2 separate regions of the Mus musculus genome follow, and region 1 is linked to region 2. A link is a contact called in ENCODE Hi-C data. All regions are on one chromosome and are shown on one strand. Each heading gives the region's core, a stretch centred on a gene start or an enhancer-like site at or near the end of the contact. The rest is flanking DNA. Distances are from core to core; before and after follow the strand shown.

Region 1 (2,889 bases), core at 160-2,659, about 17 Mb after region 2:
AAGTGCTACTCTATTCGAGACAGGGTTTCTCTGTAGCCCTAGCTGTCCTGGAACTCACTTTGTAGACCAGGCTAGCCTCAAAATCCGCTGAACTCAGAAATCTGCCTGCCTCTGCCTCCCGAGTGATGAGATTAAAGGCGTGAACCACCATACCTGGCACTATTTGACTCTCTTAAGATTATATTTTTGAAGGCCGAGTAGCAAGTCCAGGGGACTTCAGGAACAAACACGTGTGCTAAGGTCCTCTTGTCTCTCAGTGGCTGTCTCTAATCCCATCAGAACAGAGCAGTGGGTTACTCCTTCCTCAGTGACGCTCCCATCTGCCACAATTCTTCCTCTCTTATCCTTAATAAACCCTAACACATATGCATTTGCTCTGCTAGAGAGAGTGGGGGGGTAGGAATCACTCTTTTAAAATAACGCAGTCTTGGTCAAAGAGTCAATATTCAGTGGAAATAGTTCCCTTTGTGAAAATTATCTTAAACCAAGTTCATATTCAGACAGCCTGGACAGACTAGCCTAGGCAGCTAGGGCAGACTCGTGCCACCGCTGGGGATTTTAGTGACTTCAGTCAGCTAGTGTTAAGTCTCTTGAACTAGACAATGGCAGCCCACAGGAGGTTGTAGCACCAGGTGTGGGGCTTCACACCATTAACCCCAGCATGCAGGAGGAGGCAGAGGCAGGTGGATCTCTGAGTTTGAAGCCAGCCTGGTCTACAAAGCAAGTTCTAGGACAGCCAAGGCTACCCATAGGGAAAAAGACAGACAGACAGACAAGTAGGTTGCATTAGTCAGCAAGTTCTCTAACACAGAATTATGTCCCCAAACTTCTTTTTACTTCTTATTTTGAGACAAGGTGTCACTAAGCTGCCCAGGAAGGCCTCAAACCTGACATCCTCCTGCCTCAGCCTCCTGAAGAGCTGGGGTTACAGGTCTATATTGCTGGGTCTAGCCAATAACTGCTTCTGAGGTTAGTGGATGAATACATTCAATGTTTTTTTTTTTTTTTTTTTTTTTTTAAGCAGCGTGTGACATATTAACAAAGTAGCTCTCTGTAGACATCTAGGTCTGACCATCCCAGCTAATAAGTCTGAGCCAAGGCACTTCACACATTCGTCCCCGTTATCTAGCATTTGCTTGCCTGAGACCACATGCCTTGAAAGGGTCTTGTTAGTGTGTCACGATTCCAGAACACAAATAGCCCTTGATCCAAGTTTGTGGAGTCGGCCTTGGAGCTAAATATGCCTCACTGACATGTTTTATTTGGCCCACAGAATGCTGCCTCTTTTTTTTTTCCTTTCTTTCTTTTTAAGCTACATTAGCTGCCAACACTTCAAAAGAAAGAGACTTCACGGAAGAACCCAGACTCCCAGCTCTTTAGAAACTGAAAGATCTGGTAATGCAGGTGCGCGGTGTCGTTAAACTCATAACCACCCATGGCTCCGCAGCTGTTGCCTCCTTAGCTGAGCCGTGTGTCCTCCTCCACCACAGCATCCACCGCTCCTTCCATCCTGATCCTTTCTGTTCCCAGGCAGGTATCCTGTATGCCTAGCCTTTCCGTAGCCATTTGTACTTAAGATCCTGTACTGTGGTGGGGTGTCATGTGCTACCGAGGCCCCTAACCTCCAGCACTAGCTGGTAACGCTACTGTGTCTCATCTCCCTGCTTGAAAACAGATGTGCACACAGGTATGGTGGCACATTCCTGTAATCTCAGCAGCTGGGCACCGAGGCAGGAGAATCTCTGTGACTTCCAGGCCAGCCTGGTTTACATAGTGGAGTTCTAGAGCTACATAGTGAGGCCCTGTCTTGGAGGAGGAGGAGGAGGAGGAGGAGGAGGAGGAGGAGGAGGAGGAGGAGGAGGAGGAGGAGGAGTCAAGGCACAAAGGCTTGATTGCGCTGCGTGAGACCCTGTCTCAAATAAACAAATCATTATTTAAAAGGATAAAACTGGAAAGGCTGGCAGAGCTATCTGACTGGCACCTGCTCTTTCCTTTTTCTAACAAGCCTCCCTTCCCATCAGCTCCATCCGCCCACCTCATTGCCAGGCTGTTATTTCCCTTAAACCTAGGGTACCTTCTTCCCAGCTCCCCCCGCTTCCTTCCTCTCTCAGTAAACAAGCACGTTGGTCCCCCTCTGCCTTCAGAGTTTTACCGTTAATCACGGCGGGGGAACAGACAGGAAATAACAACCGGGACGTGGCGAAGTTTAAGACGACTTGCCAGTCTTAGTCACAGCCCTGGTGCCCTGAAATGAGCGCACCTGGAAGAGCGCTCCTCCCTTTGCGAGCCTCTCAAAGCAGGTAGGATGGGCAGAGAGGGGCTGTACAGTGCCGCCGAGAACAGCGGGAGAAGCCCTGCCTTGACTGGGAGCAGCCGTTAGGTGGCAGCACAGGGCACGTCTTTCCAGGTCTTTCCACAACGGATGGGCCAAAGTGAGGCACCGAATTTTCTAGGAAGGGATAACCTAGAACCATATCAGGGCAGGCATTTGGGCTGAGACCAGCGAAAAGTGAGTCAGCCAAGACTCCCCGTGACACCGTGCTGTCTGGCAGCCAGCTGGGGCACGCGGGTGTCTGCTTCCTCTGGTAGAAGATTCTACGGCAGACCTTAGGCCCAATAGAATATTTTCACCCTGACATCTAGATTTTAACTTTTATTTTAATGTTTTTTTCCCTCTCTCTAGTTTTGTTTTTTGTTTCTTTGAGATAGCATCTCATGTAGCCCAGGCTGGCCTCAGACTCCCTCTGTGATCAGGAATGACCTTAAATGACGGATCTCATTGCTTCTGCCTCCAAGGGCTGAGCTTAAATGAATGCCACACGACACCTCGATCTTAAAGGCAAGCCATCCGAAGCCCAGACATTGGCCTGCCCTCCTGTTGGTTCTGTG
Region 2 (2,700 bases), core at 135-2,634:
GGCTGGTGGGGATAGGAAATGTCATGGAGACAAATCACTTAGATGGCCTCCCAGAGGTTCTGTCTGCCCTGTGTGACTGACTGACCCTTGGCCTCTTTCCAAGCAAAGCTAGCATGTCAGGGACCGGAGTCCCCGATGGGAGAGTTTGCGGTCGGTCAAGATGACTGGAGAGGCCAGTGGCACCCTCAGGACTCCCAGTGGCAGGAGAGAAGGAGGGGGCTTTGAGGGGCCTCCAGAAAGAGTCCACCAAACCAGGAAGACAGGACCATGTTCTAGTTGCCAAACTGTTCAACCAAAGGGTCAACTAGTCCTCTGGCTGTGAACACCAGTTGGGAACACAGACTGAGAGTCAAGGAACCTTGGGTGGGTTGTTCTATAGCCCCAAACTGAACCCCCTTCCCCCTCATCTGCAACACCGAGTGCCTCCTGGGAGCTAGGTGTCCCTGCCCTTCTCCTCAGTGCCTCAGCAGCACCCATTCAGCACCTCTCTCCCGAGAGCTGACATTAACCAGGCTCCCTTCAACGCAGATGACACAGGTCTCCTCCAGAGCCAAATAGCCACTCCATTGCCCTCCCCCTGCCCGTGAACTTTATCTTTGCCCCTTTAAGATCTCCCAACTCCTGACACATGGTATCACCACCCACAACCAGCTCTGTGAGACTAGGAGTCTGGCTCTCAAGATCATTGCTCTGTCTTGTAACCTGTCACCTCACCTCAGCGCTACAGCAAGCACCCTTCTGCCAGCCCCCTCTCAGCTCAGAATCCTAGCCCGGTTAGTCTCAAAGCTTCCATATCCCTTATCCATGGGACTGGAATCTCCTCAGTCCCAACCACTCACCTCTTATTCGCCGAGTTCCAGTAGACAGGCTCCAGGCTGAGTCCAGATACCAGCCCCGCAAAACCTAACAGCAGCAGGGCCCCGACTTGCACACCCCCTGGCCCAAAATGGGGGGCCCCCATGACCCTACCAAGGCCTGGGGGCGGGGCACCAACTCCCCCAAAGTCTCTCACCCCCAGGGGTGGCTACCACGCTGTGGAACCCCAGTCACCCTGGTGGGTGGCTAGTCACCCCCAGCTCCCACAAGGACCCTCTTTTCTGCGATGCTTGCTCCCCGGCTCCAGAGCGCTCAGCCCCACAAGAACCCTTGCAGGGGCCGTCTGCAGGCGCCTTACGCGCCCCCGGCCCACGCGCCGCACCTCGGGATTTGTGCGCCCCGCTACGTGGGGGACATGGGGAGCCGAGGGCCGGGCGGGGGCAACATGAGGCGCCGGGCAAGGGAGCGAAGAAGGAGACACCGAGCTGGAGCCCCAGCCTCGCCGGGATTGAGGGCAGCGGGCTAAGGGAGGAAACCAGTCCCGAGCCCAGGAGGGGGGAGTTAAAGGAGAGGCGGGGAGGGGGAGAGCATGGTGGAGGGAAAAACCGGAGCTGGAGCACAGTCGGAGCGGGCGTCGCATCCCGCGGCCCACGCCCCCCACACCTCCCTCACCTCGCACACCTCCCGTCCGCCACCCCGCCTCGCTGCCCGGCGCGGTCTCTCACGCCCCCTTTGTCTCTGGCAGTGTCCGTCTCTGGCTGAGTTTCTACTTGCTTTCCTTCCTGCCCTCCGATTGCCCGAGCGTTTGGAATCTTCCTCGCTAGCATCCAGAAAGGCTCTTGCCCTCTCCACCCCGAAAAAACCTTCCCCCTTTGCTCCCCGCAGCCTACTCCTCTCCCATTCCAAAACAACACCGCGGCTTTCCAGGCGGTCTGGAGAGGATAATGATAACCTTGAAGGCTAGGCACTTCACAAAGTAACGCTAAGTTGATGGGCTACCTGTGTGAAGTGGGAGGGGGTAGAGCTATCCAGGTTGAGAGGGGACCCCGTGACTTGCCCAAGGTCACACGGGGAGTTTAGGAAAACCCCGAAGACACAATCTAGGCTGCTGAACTCCCCCTTTCCTGGGGTTCATTTTGTCACGGTTTCTTGGACCCTTTACTGTTTTCTGTGGATTAGACGAAGAGACCAGGGAGTAGTAAATTTTGGCCCTTCTTGGGTGATCACGGAGAAAAGTATGACTGGGAGAGGAAAGGGGGTACCTATAACCCCAAAGCAGCAATCCACAGGAAAGGCTGTTTCCAATTATCCTGGGGGAAGGGAGGAGCTGCCTTCTTGGGTGTAAGAAGCAAGGCTTTCAGCACCTCCCGGCAGGGGCGACATTCCTCTCCTTCCAGCCCAATCCTCCACAGGCTGCTCCTTTCCCTTTGACTGTGGTCCCCACCATGGCCCCGTTGACAGCATCTCTTCAAAGACTCTCATTCTGGGTATTTGACAAGGTGTGTGGGGAGGAGGGAGAGTGGACAGATGGAGAAGCACGAAGAACTACCGAGCAAGCCCCTTGCCCGAGCGTGCGCCGCAGTCTAGAGGGAGTCCAATAAGAAGCAGCTGTTTTTCTGTTTGCTCCTTCCTGTGTGTCCTTCCTTTGCCTACTGGGGTGCAGTGGGACACCGTGTCTTGCACCCTTCTCTTCTGCAGCTGCATGATAGTAAACAGGGCGGTGTGCAGCCATCAGCACTGACTTGTCTGTCTGTCACTGTCTGCTTAGTCTCACAGTCACACTCAATCGTCTGCCACCCCTGCTCAGGCCAGCTCACTCTGACCCCTGATGCAGCCACCTCAGGAGTGAGATTTTAAACAGGTTTGCTCCTCAGTTTACCAAGT

Evidence for each region. A loop is a pair of places that touch in the nucleus more often than their neighbours do.
Region 1: a loop to region 2 is called in a map of T-helper 17 cell, with 24 times the contacts of the local background. The contact joins the enhancer-like site here to the promoter of Efnb3 in region 2. A Hi-C loop is called at or near these places in 3 of 37 maps with a recorded cell type or tissue (T-helper 1 cell and T-helper 17 cell).

The regions. Positions count from the first base shown.
Region 1 is chr11:86,891,990-86,894,878 of GRCm38, forward strand. No RefSeq gene overlaps it. Among named protein-coding and RNA genes, the nearest start is that of Gm33742, 25 kb to the left of the region's middle. Within about 2 kb of position 1,410, at least 2 of the 3 ENCODE cell types and tissues checked have a DNase peak (open chromatin) inside an H3K27ac peak, as active enhancers do.
Region 2 is chr11:69,558,853-69,561,552 of GRCm38, forward strand. Efnb3 (ephrin B3) reads right to left here and starts at 1,385. Exons shown (of 5, transcript NM_007911.5): 1 at 840-1,385. The coding sequence starts at 961.